2 separate regions of the Homo sapiens genome follow, and region 1 is linked to region 2. The links are chromatin loops, found by intact Hi-C in ENCODE. Cell type or tissue: ovary. All regions are shown on one strand. Each heading gives the region's core, and the rest is flanking DNA. Links, peaks and the distances in the headings are about the cores only. Region 1 overlaps EIF2S3 (eukaryotic translation initiation factor 2 subunit gamma). Region 2 overlaps ZFX (zinc finger protein X-linked).

The links. Peaks named below come from ENCODE experiments on the same cell type or tissue, not always from the same donor. Only the 100,000 strongest peaks of a DNase experiment are listed, where the experiment ranks them.
Region 1: it touches region 2 in a loop (3-fold over the local background); 23 of 110 quality-filtered maps call a loop at or near these places.

What each region holds. Positions count from the first base shown.
Region 1 is chrX:24,072,463-24,077,845 of GRCh38, forward strand. It overlaps EIF2S3 (eukaryotic translation initiation factor 2 subunit gamma), which reads left to right. Exons shown (of 12, transcript NM_001415.4): 11 at 629-801; 12 at 4,260-5,383. The coding sequence ends at 4,323. Among named protein-coding and RNA genes, the nearest start is that of EIF2S3, 20 kb to the left of the region's middle. In ovary, for the core only: no CTCF peak of the experiment used is centred there; no DNase peak of the experiment used is centred there.
Region 2 is chrX:24,161,832-24,167,214 of GRCh38, forward strand. All of the region lies in intron 3 of ZFX (zinc finger protein X-linked), which reads left to right. Among named protein-coding and RNA genes, the nearest start is that of ZFX, 15 kb to the left of the region's middle. In ovary, for the core only: no CTCF peak of the experiment used is centred there; no DNase peak of the experiment used is centred there; H3K27ac peaks cover 1,370 bases.

The DNA.
Region 1 (5,383 bases), core at 204-5,203, 89 kb before region 2:
TGTAGAGACGGAGTTTTGCCGCATTACCCAGGCTGATCTCCAACTCCTGGGCTTGAGCAATCTGCCCACCCCAGCCTCCGAAAATGCTGGGATTAACAGGTGTGATCCACTGCGCCCAGCTTCATGATTTTTAAAAAATGTCCCAGATTAGGTTGGCAGAGATGGGAAATTGCTGACACCTAGTGTTGGCAAAGATTGAGGAAAATAAGCTATCATGCTTTTTTTTCCCCCCACTCAGGTGATCTGCCTTCCTCGGCCTCCCAATGTGCTGGGATTACAGGCGTGTGCCACTGCGCCTGGCCCATATTAACTCTTATATAGCCATAGTCCTTCATGCTCCCCTCTTTGGGAAATTTTGTACCTCATTTGTACTAGGTAACTGCTTCAGAATTTTAAGAGGTACTCTGGTACGGTTACTACCCTATTTTTTAAAGGTAGATCTTGTGTAAATTCAGTGGGTGCCAAATAAACTATACTATATATAGTTCAAATTCCTTTACAATGAAATTTCTATAGAATTTTTTTTATGATTGACATATTTCCCAATAGTATTTGGTAAATTCTTACTTACATTTGGAAAGCATTTTCTTGATTTTGGGGTTTATTTTTCCCTAATTTATTTTTCTAGGTTCAAAAGCTGTCTAAGAATGAAGTGCTCATGGTGAACATAGGATCCCTGTCAACAGGAGGGAGAGTTAGTGCTGTCAAGGCCGATTTGGGTAAAATTGTTTTGACCAATCCAGTGTGCACAGAGGTAGGAGAAAAAATTGCCCTTAGCCGAAGAGTTGAAAAACACTGGCGGTAAGTTTGTTAGTCTTTGCCACTGTCTAATTAAAAAAAGACACAGTCTTGTACAGAAAAAAAAGCACACAATCTTCCTTGAGGACAACAGTTACTGTGGCTTTCAGTCTCAACTATTTATTTGGATGACTTTGAAAACTATACTTCGGCCGGGTGCGGTGGCTCACGCCTGTAATCCCAGCACTTTGGGAGGCCTAGGCGGGTGGATCATGAGGTCAGGAGATCAAGACCATCCTGGCTAACATGGTGAAACCCCGTCTCTACTAAAAAATACAAAAAATTAGCCGGGCGTGGTGGCGGGCGCCTGTAGTCCCAGCTACTCGGGAGGCTGAGGCAGGAGAATGGCGTGAACCTGGGAGTCGGAGCTTGCAGTGAGCCGAGATGGCGCCACTGCACTCCAGCCTGGGCGACAGAGCGAGACTCCGTCTCAGAAAAAACTACAACCTTGACTATAGTCCCATATTTTAGTCCAAATACTGTGATTGGCTTCTCTTCCTGTTAGACACAACCTATGCAAAACCAAATGAATTTGGGTTCGGTATTTCTATCGTCATTGGCTTTGGAAATCATTTCACACTTAATAGAAAAATTGTAAGAGTTTTACAGAAAACTCCTCTATAGCTTTTTCCTAGATTGACAAACACACATACAGATTTATTTACATATATAAGTTTTTTTCTGAACCATTTGAGTGTAGGCTATATATGTTATGCTTCTTGATCTCTTAATACTTCAGTGTATATTTCCCATCAAAAAAGGATATTCTTATGTAACCACTTAGAAATTTAACATTGGCAAAATACTGAAATCTACAGTGCATGTTTCAGTTTTATTACTTGTCCCAATAATGTACTTTATGTTCCTCCTGTTTAGAATCTTGAATTGCATTTAATTTCATGTCTCTTTGATCTTTAATCTGGAGCTTTTTCAGCCTTTGTCTTAATTGACATTAACAGTTCTGAAGAATACAAACTAGTTACTTTATAGAATATTCCTCAATTTGGGTTTTTCTTATCATTCGGAAGCCTAACATTAGATTCAGTTATATATTCTTAACTTAAATACACCGTGAAGTCTCCTTTTCAGGAATCACAGCTAGAGGCACATGATATCTGACTGCTCCTCTTTGTTAAGGTTAGTTTTGACTATGTAGTCAAGATGTTGTCCAGCTTCTCTGCTGTGTAGTTACTCTCTACCCTTGCAACTAATAAGCAATCTGTAGGGAGATCTTTCTAGCCAGTACAAATAGCCTGCTGATCATTGAATCCCACACCCCTGGATGTAGCATCCACTGATGATTCTTGCCTGAATCGAACTTGACTATAATGATTACAAAATCATAGCACCTCTACGGGTTGCAGTATCCTCCCTCAACTCTACCACCCCACATTTATCATTTGGCATTCTTTCTTTGCCATTATTTATTTCCCTATCTAGTTATAATATGGACTCATGGAGTCCTATTTTATTCAACATGTTATGATCCATCACTGTCTTCCTTTATTTTGATGTGCATTGTTCGACGTTTGGCCAGTGGAGGTCCTTCAGGCTGGCTCTTGTGTCCTTTTGACATGTACTCATCATTTTTTTTTCTTCTTCTTTTTTTTTTTTTTTTTTTTTGAGATGGAGTCTTGCTTTGTCGCCGGGGTAGAATGCAGTGGCATGATCTCAGCTCACTGCAACCTCTGCCTCCCAGGTTCAAGCAATTCTCCTGCCTCAGCCTCCCGAGTAGCTGGGACTACAGGCACACGCCACCACACCCGGCTAATTTTTGTATTTTCAGTAGAGACGGGGTTTCACCACGTTGGCCAGCCTGGTCTTTAACCCCCGACCTCAGGTGATCCGCCCTCCTTGGCCTCCCAAAGTGCTGGGATTACAGGCATGAGCCACCACGCCTGACCTCTTTCTTCTTTTTTTTGGAACATTTCCTTATTTTCTGGCACAAAATCTTCCAGACTCATCTTGTACCTTCTCTGTTCCAGTTTTAGAACTGGCCATTTCTCTTATAAATGAAAAGCTGAGTGTTCAGGTGTGCTCATGGCTCTTAGGGTGCTGTTGCTTCTAGGTCTTTTGAGAGCATAGAGCCAGGAAGCATACACACATTTTTGGCTCCTGACTTTTTGCTCTTTCCCAGGTTATTGAGTTTGCCCCTTGCTTTCCATTCCTCGTCACCTCATCACAGTCCATACCACCATCACTTTACACTTCACAGTTAGTGCGAAAGACTCCTAGTTTGCCTCTTAACTTGGTCAAAATTAGTCTTCTTAAAACATTTTCATCATGCTGTGTTTAATAATTTCTAGAGTCTTCTCACTACTTTTTGATATTTGGGACTTTTCTAGAAACCTGCTTCAACCCATTTAAGCTTTCCTTCTGCATTGTCTTATATAAACCCTCTAAATTAGACTGTTTTGTGCCCTAACTGTCCCCATAATTATTCACATCACCCCTACCCACTATCTACTTCCTTAATTATTTATTTTATATTTTTTAGAGGCAGGGTCTCTCTGTTGACCAGGCTGGAGTTTAGTGGCATGATCATAGCTCACTGCAGCCTCAGTGTCTAAGTAGCTAGGACTATTGGCTCACACCACCGTGATCAGCTAATTTTTTTGTTTTTTGTAGACACTTGGTCTCACTGTGTTGCCCAGCATGATCTCAAACTCCTGGCCTCAAGCCATCCTCCCACCTCAGCCTCTCAAAGTGTTGGGATTACAGACATGAGCCACCCCGCCCAGCCCTGTTTCCTTTATTAAGGCTTCCATGCTACTGTGCCCACGATGGTCTCATCACTTGTCCAGGAGATTTATCTGAATTATTGCCCTGTAATTTAGAAAGTTAAATTTTTGTTGTCTCTTAAGTAAATAATTATTTGTGGTGACTTATGCCCTTTTGATTTTACTGTCTTTTGTGATTATATTTTTTTGCTATTACAGACACACGACTTCCAGTGTATTTTGAAATAGATTTAAGCAATAAACTTTCAGTCCAGGCACGGTGGCTCATGCCTGTAAGCCCAGCACTTTGTGAGGCCGAGGTGGGCGGATCACTTGAGGCCAGGAGTTCGCAACCAGCCTGGCCGACATAGTGAAACCCCATCTCTACTAAAAATACCAAAAAATCAGCCGGGCATGGTGGCGCATGCCTGTAGTCCCAGCTACTCGGGAGGCTGAGGCATGAGAATTGTTTGAACCCAGGAGCCAGAGGTTGCAGTGAGCCGAGATCGTACCACCGCACTCCAGACTGGGTGACAGAGTGAGACTGTCTCAGAAAAAACACACAAAAGCAAGAATAAAAAAGAATCTAAGAATATAGTGTGGGCTTTCTTTATGGAGGAGCAGGCTTTGGGAACAAATTTGAATTCAGAAGATAAGCAGGTAAAATTTATCACAAGATTGTGTGGTAATGAGAGTGAAGTGGATGTAAGATTTATGATTTCTTTTATTTTCATTTTGCAGTTTAATTGGTTGGGGTCAGATAAGAAGAGGAGTGACAATCAAGCCAACAGTAGATGATGACTGAAGAATACCAGTTAAATAATACATTCGGATGGATTTGGAAGTTGGAATTCCTCTTAACAACCAAGGGGTTTATTTTCAAAGCAATATTGGGGAATTGATTTCACAGTTCGTTACCTTAGTAGGTAACGGTAAGGTTATTCTCTTTTTTTTTTTTTTTTTTTTTGGTTATGAAAACTTAGGGACTAAAATTAATATAAAAATTGGCATAATGTTGGATTGAATCTACATTTTGGCAGAAGTTAAACATTCCCACATAATGTCAAAATTATACATCATGCAGTTCTGTTTTTTTGTTTGTTTTATTTTGTTTTGTTTTTGAGTCTGGCTCTGTCACCCAGGCTGGAGTGCAGTGGCGTGATCTGCAACCTCTGCCCCCCGGGTTCAAGCGATTCTCCTGCCTCAGCCTCCCGAGTAGCTGAGATTACAGGTGCGCGCCACCACACTTGGCTAATTTTTGTATTATTAGTAGAGACGGGGTTTCAGCATGTTGGCTAGGCCGGTCTCTCCTGACCTCAGGGTGATCAGCCCACCTCGGCCTCACAAAGTGCTGGGATTACAGGCGTGAGCCACCTTGCCCAGCCCACATCATACAGTTTGAAATGAAACTTTGCCACAACCAGCCTTTGCTGTAGCACACACATATATCACTGAACCTGTTTGAAATAAAGTTTTTTTTCTTTTTCATGATTCGTCTTTGAGTACCTCCAGGCTGAAAGACTGTTGTACCAGTAAAAACTTAAAGGCACAAATTCTCCTTGAAGACCTTCTCCCTTTTATGTGGCCCCATATTTTATGTTGCTTTATCTTTGAAATTTTGCATGAAAAGGAAATGAATGGATTCGAATGAAATTGTCCTTTAGAGCATGATTACTTGTTCCCATGGACAAATATTTTTCTCCCCTTGCTCTTCCTGGCCTGAAACACGGGAAACCAGAGTCAAAAGTTATCTCCCTCTCCCTGTGATGCCTTGAGATTTTTTTCTGCGTTGTTTAATGCCTGAAATCCAAGTCTTCCTCCATGGGAAAATACTGTTATACCAAATAATTCTAGATGAGTAACAA
Region 2 (5,383 bases), core at 169-5,168:
TGGGATTACAGGTGTGCGCCCCCATGTCTGCCTAGCTTTTGTATTTTTAGTAGAGACGGGGTTTCACCATGTTGGCCAGCCTGGTCTCGAACTCCTGACCTCAAGTGATCTACCTGCCTCAGCCTTCCAAAGTGCTGGGATTACAGGTGTGAGCCATTGCACCTGGCCCTAATGTAACATATTCAAGAGCAAGATTGCTTTCTCTATTTATTTGTCTAAAAAGGAAAAAAAAAAAAAAAAGAAATCTCTAGCTGGGCGTGGTGGCACATGCCTGTAGTCCCAGCTACTTGGAAGGCTGAGGCAGGAGAATCGCTTGAACCTGGGAGGCAGAGGTTGTGGTGAGCTGAGATCGTGCCATTGCACTCCAGCCTGGGCAACAAGAGTGAAACTCTGTCTCAAAAAACAAAAAAATCCCACACAGTAGAGTTTTTAATTACTCTTATCAGTGGGATTTTTTCATTCTTAGGTGTTTACATGAGAAAGCTTTTGTCTTCAAGTATATTAATTTTGTACCAGCACACCTTATGAATTCATACCGATAATAGTTTTTCAGTTGATTCTCTTGTATTTCCTAGATATAGCATATGCAAATAAGTTTAATTTCCTTCAAGTAATAATTATATCTTCTATTTCATCATCTTACCTAATTACACTGGCTGGCATTTGTCACACAATCCTATAATAATAGTATTAATGGCCATTCTTAATTTTGACTTTAGAGAGAATACTTCTAATGTTTTACCTTAGGTTTAATAGATGTCTTTTTGTTATAAAGTGATAACTGACATCATTCTCATATCCCAAAACACATGTTCTGACATGAACTGGTTTAAGATTGCATATACTTGAGTATTTTTTAAACAGCTTTATTGAGATAAAGCTATTATTAAATCTACCCTTTAAAATGTACATTTCAGTGGTTTTTTAGTAGATTCAGAGTTCTGTAACTATTATCACTAATTAGAACATTTTCGTCACCCCAAAAAGAAACCCTACACCTACTGGTAATCACTCTCCTCTCCCCGCTTCCTTCATCCCCTAGCAACCACTAATCTACCTTCTGTCTGTGTGGATTTGCTTGTTCCTGACGTTTCATATAAATGGAATCCTATAACGTGGTCTTTCGTGTCTGGCTCCTTTCACTTAGCATATTGTTTTCAAGGTCATCCATGTTTTAGCGTGTATCCTATTTATTTAATTTGTTAACTGTTAAAATATCTATCCCAATTTGACTCAAAAGTTTGCTTTAAATCAAAAGTAGGCGTTCAGTTTCAACTTTTCAGCATCTGTTGAGAATATCAGGCGTTTTTTTTTTTGACCTATTAATTTGGGCCATTATTTGGCTCCATCCTTGAATTCTAGAGTACCCATACTGTGCCAAGGTCTGTGGTGTGTGTGTGTGTGTGTGTACATGTACATGGATGTGCTTTTTTTTTTTTTTTTTTTTTTACATGACGGATCATATTTGCGGATACTTGACTTGGGATTCATAATTAACCAAGTTTGTAATTTGGTTAAATTATTTTTGTTAGGTTTTTTTTTTTTTTTTTTTTTTTTTTTTTTTGATACAGAGTCTCACTCTGTCGCCCAGGCTGGAGTGCAATGGCGCGATCTTGGCTCACTGCAACCTCTGCCTCCTGGGTTCAAGTGATTCTCGTGCCTCAGCCTCCTGAGTAGCTGGGACTACAGGCGCGAGCAACCACGCCCAGCTAAGTTTTGTATTTTTGGTAGAGATGGGGTTTCACCATGTTGGCCAGGCTGGTCTCGAACTCCTGACCTCAGGTGATCCACCCACCTCAGCCTTCCAAAGTGCTGGGATTACAGGCATTAGTCACCATGCCCGGCCGCCTAGCTAATTTTTAAAATTATTTTGTCAAGATGGAGTCTAGCTATTTTGTCCAGGCTGGTCTTGAACTCCTTGCTGCAAGTGATCTCCTGCCTTGGCTTCCCAAAGCGCTGGGATTACGGGTGTGAGCCACTGTGCCCAGGCCCCCTCTTTTAAAAAAAAGAAAAAAAAAAAAAAAAAAATTCATTACGATCGGGTTTTCTTTTATTGAGTTAATGCTGGTAATTTACATTTTCCGTCACTGTGCTAGTGTAGAATTCTAGACCATTTTCATACAAGTTGTTTTCTTTTTTTCTGTTTTTTTTTTTTCTTATTTCAAATTGTATATGTTTGTGCTTTCTCCCAGTTTCTTCCCCTCTTTTAGATTATTATCTTGTATTTTATTGTCTTCCCAACCCCCTGGAAAAAGCTTGGTTTGGAGATTTTTTTGGGGTAAAAATTAGCTGGCTCCCTAGCTTTGCTCCAGAGAATGGTCATGAAATTAATGGTTGCTGATACTCAACCTGGAGCATGCCTGTTGTTGGTCTTTTGAGAAGCAGGCGTATTTCAAACCTGCCCCTGCATTGCCCAGCTTGTTCTTTTCTTTTATTATTTTTTTAATGATTAAAGGATTTATTAAATTCCATGTGCAAAACACATTGCTGATTGCATTAGCAAAAGATCAATGTAAAAATACCCCACAATTCTGGAACTGTCCATTTAAAATATTTGTTCTAGTTGTTGAAAGGCCCAGTGTTATATTCTTGCCAGTGCTTAAGGTATACAGAGAATACTGTAAGTGTTAACACTGAGTTTACAGAACCTCATAGGCCGAAAGTAATGTATTTAGGAAAAGCAATAATAGTAAGTATGCATTCATGTAGGTGAGATATAGTATGGTCAATATGGGTCAAATTACAGCGTTGGTGATCAGTGACAAGGGAGTTGGCAAGACAATTATGTTAAGAAAGATCATAGTTTAAGAATATTTAGGGCTGGGCACGGTGCCTCACACCTGTAATCCCAGCACTTTGGGAGGCTGAGGCGGGTGGATCACCTGAGGTCAGGAGTTCGAAACCAGCCTGGCCAACGTGGTGAAACCCTGTCTCTACTAGTAAAAAATACAAAAAATTAGCCAGGCGTGGTGGTGCATGCCTGTAAATGCCAGCTACTTTTGGGAGGCTGAGGTAGGAGAATTGCTTGAACCTGGGAGGCAGAGATTGTAGTGAGCTGAGATGGCGATGTTGCACTCCAGCCTGGGCAACAAGAGTGAAACTCCGTCTGAAAAAAAAAAAAAAAATTTAGAGTGTTTTGAAAACTGTAAACCTGCAAGGCATGATTTTTACAACTAGTTACCAGAAAATGAAGGAAAGCACATAATTAGCTTGAATAAAGTAACATGAAAGCGAGACTGCACTAATTTAAAAAAACCCCAAATCCTAATACAGTATCAGAAAAATATTTTCTTTTCTTTCTTTTTTTTGAGACGGAGTCTCGCTCTATCACCAGGCTGGAGTGCAGTGGCATGAATTTGGCTCACTGCAACCTTTGCCTCCTGAGTTCAAGCAGTTCCCCTGCCTCAGCCTCCTGAGTAGCTGGGACTACAGGCACGTGCCACCACGCCTGGCTAATTTTTTGTATTGTAGTAGAGACAGGGTTTCACTATCTTGGCCAGGATGTTCTCGATCTCCTGACCTTGTGATCCGCCAGCCTCGGCCTCCCAAAGTGCTGGGATTATAGGCGTGAGCCACCACGCCCGGCCAGAAAGATTTTCTAATACAAGGAGACATATTGCTCATTGAGAAGGGGTTTGATAAGAAAACTTACTAAGTTAACAACTATGTTAATGACTAGTTCAGAGATAAATTAAATGCCCAATTTTGGGAAAGGTAGCAGGTGCAAGAAAAAGGAAATGTATAAGAAAACAGTTTCTGATACTTAAACCTTTCTTCATCATGTACTGCATTTGACAGAAATTAACCTTTTAAAAATTTTACCTAGGATGGTTTTATTTCATTTATTCCATGTACAATGTAGTCTAAATCTCCACTTGATACCATGTCAGAATCCTGTCTTCATCCTTTGATTACATCAAGTGTTTCTCACACTGCTCGAACTAAGTCTGCAACTAAAGGTAGAATACTTCAGTAGAGGAAACGTGAATAGAATTTCTTTTCAGAATTTCAGCAAAAACTAATAAGCTATTTTAAAGTTTTTCACTATGAAATAAAAGAGTGATCCAAAGAGTTGAGTTGTTTTACTCATTCCATTATGATATATGGTAGAATGTTATGGAATGAACATGGATATTGCTAAATTATTGAATGCATTAAATGGCAGTACTTTATTAAGGAGGCTGTACTGCTTTAAATATCTGAAAACTAGTTAGAATGTGTGCATTTCCTCACATCAAGCTAAGCCTTAAAAACAAAAGCATTTAAAACTAGTGTTTGTAGCTCATTGGTACAAGTAGGTTCAGAGAGTATTGTGTCAACTCTTAATCTGAGCAGGAATAGAAGCTTTGAGAAAATAGGCTTTAAGAAGGTTTGTCATTTTACAGCCAAGTTTTAATAGATTGTGAAAGTTTGGACTCTTAGATTTTAAACAAACAAAACCTTGAAATTACTGATTGGCTCAGCGTGGTTTTATGGAAAAACTAATACAAAAACTTGGCCTTGACTATTTGAGCAAAGCCTACAAAAGTTCCAGATGGGACAGGGCAAGGAAGGATGGGGCTCTATTTACAACAGCAGATATTTTCTTTTCCTCTTCTTGACGTGGAGTAGGCAGGGCTATTTGAAAATAAAATATTCTTTTCTTAGAGAATGGAACTTGAATTACAGTTATTAGATTAATATCGATTATATACATTTTCTCTTTTCCTTTTAGACTAGTTGATCTGTTAAGTGTTGATAGTTGTTGTAACCTTCCACTACTATTGATTTTTTTTATTACTGTCTCATAGGTTCTTTTGCTTTTTTTATATTTACATATTTCCATGCTGTTTTATTTGGCACATAAAAATGCATAATGACTTCAAATTCAACATAGACTAGAGAACACACACACTTATTTTTTCTTCCTTCTAAAATCACATAAAGAATATAAAAACAAATCCAGAGAAACAAGAAAACCTCAGTGGTATGAATCAGAATATGATGAATTTTTGGTTGAATAAAGCAATTGGAAATCAATTAATGTCAAAACCCAAGAGAGCTTAGTGAACGTGTGACCTTATTCAGAAAGTAGAAGGGACCAGCCAAGAATTGGCATCCTGCAGTACCACCAACATCAAAAGCAGGGAGGCACTTGGAGATAGAACAAGCCATGAGTACAGCCAGATAATTAAAGCCATGGAAAGCTAAGCCATTTACCTATTAGTATAGGTGCCCGCAATGGTTTTCCTGCTGGGATAATGCCCAAAATTCAGCTCTCTGAATTGCTTGTTTGTCCATAGGAAATTCCAAAGTGAGTGCTGTATAGCAAGAAAGATAGGGGCAGTAGTTTAGGTAGCTTGTGGCTATCCTGAAGGATATTGAACCTCCAGCACCTGGAAGA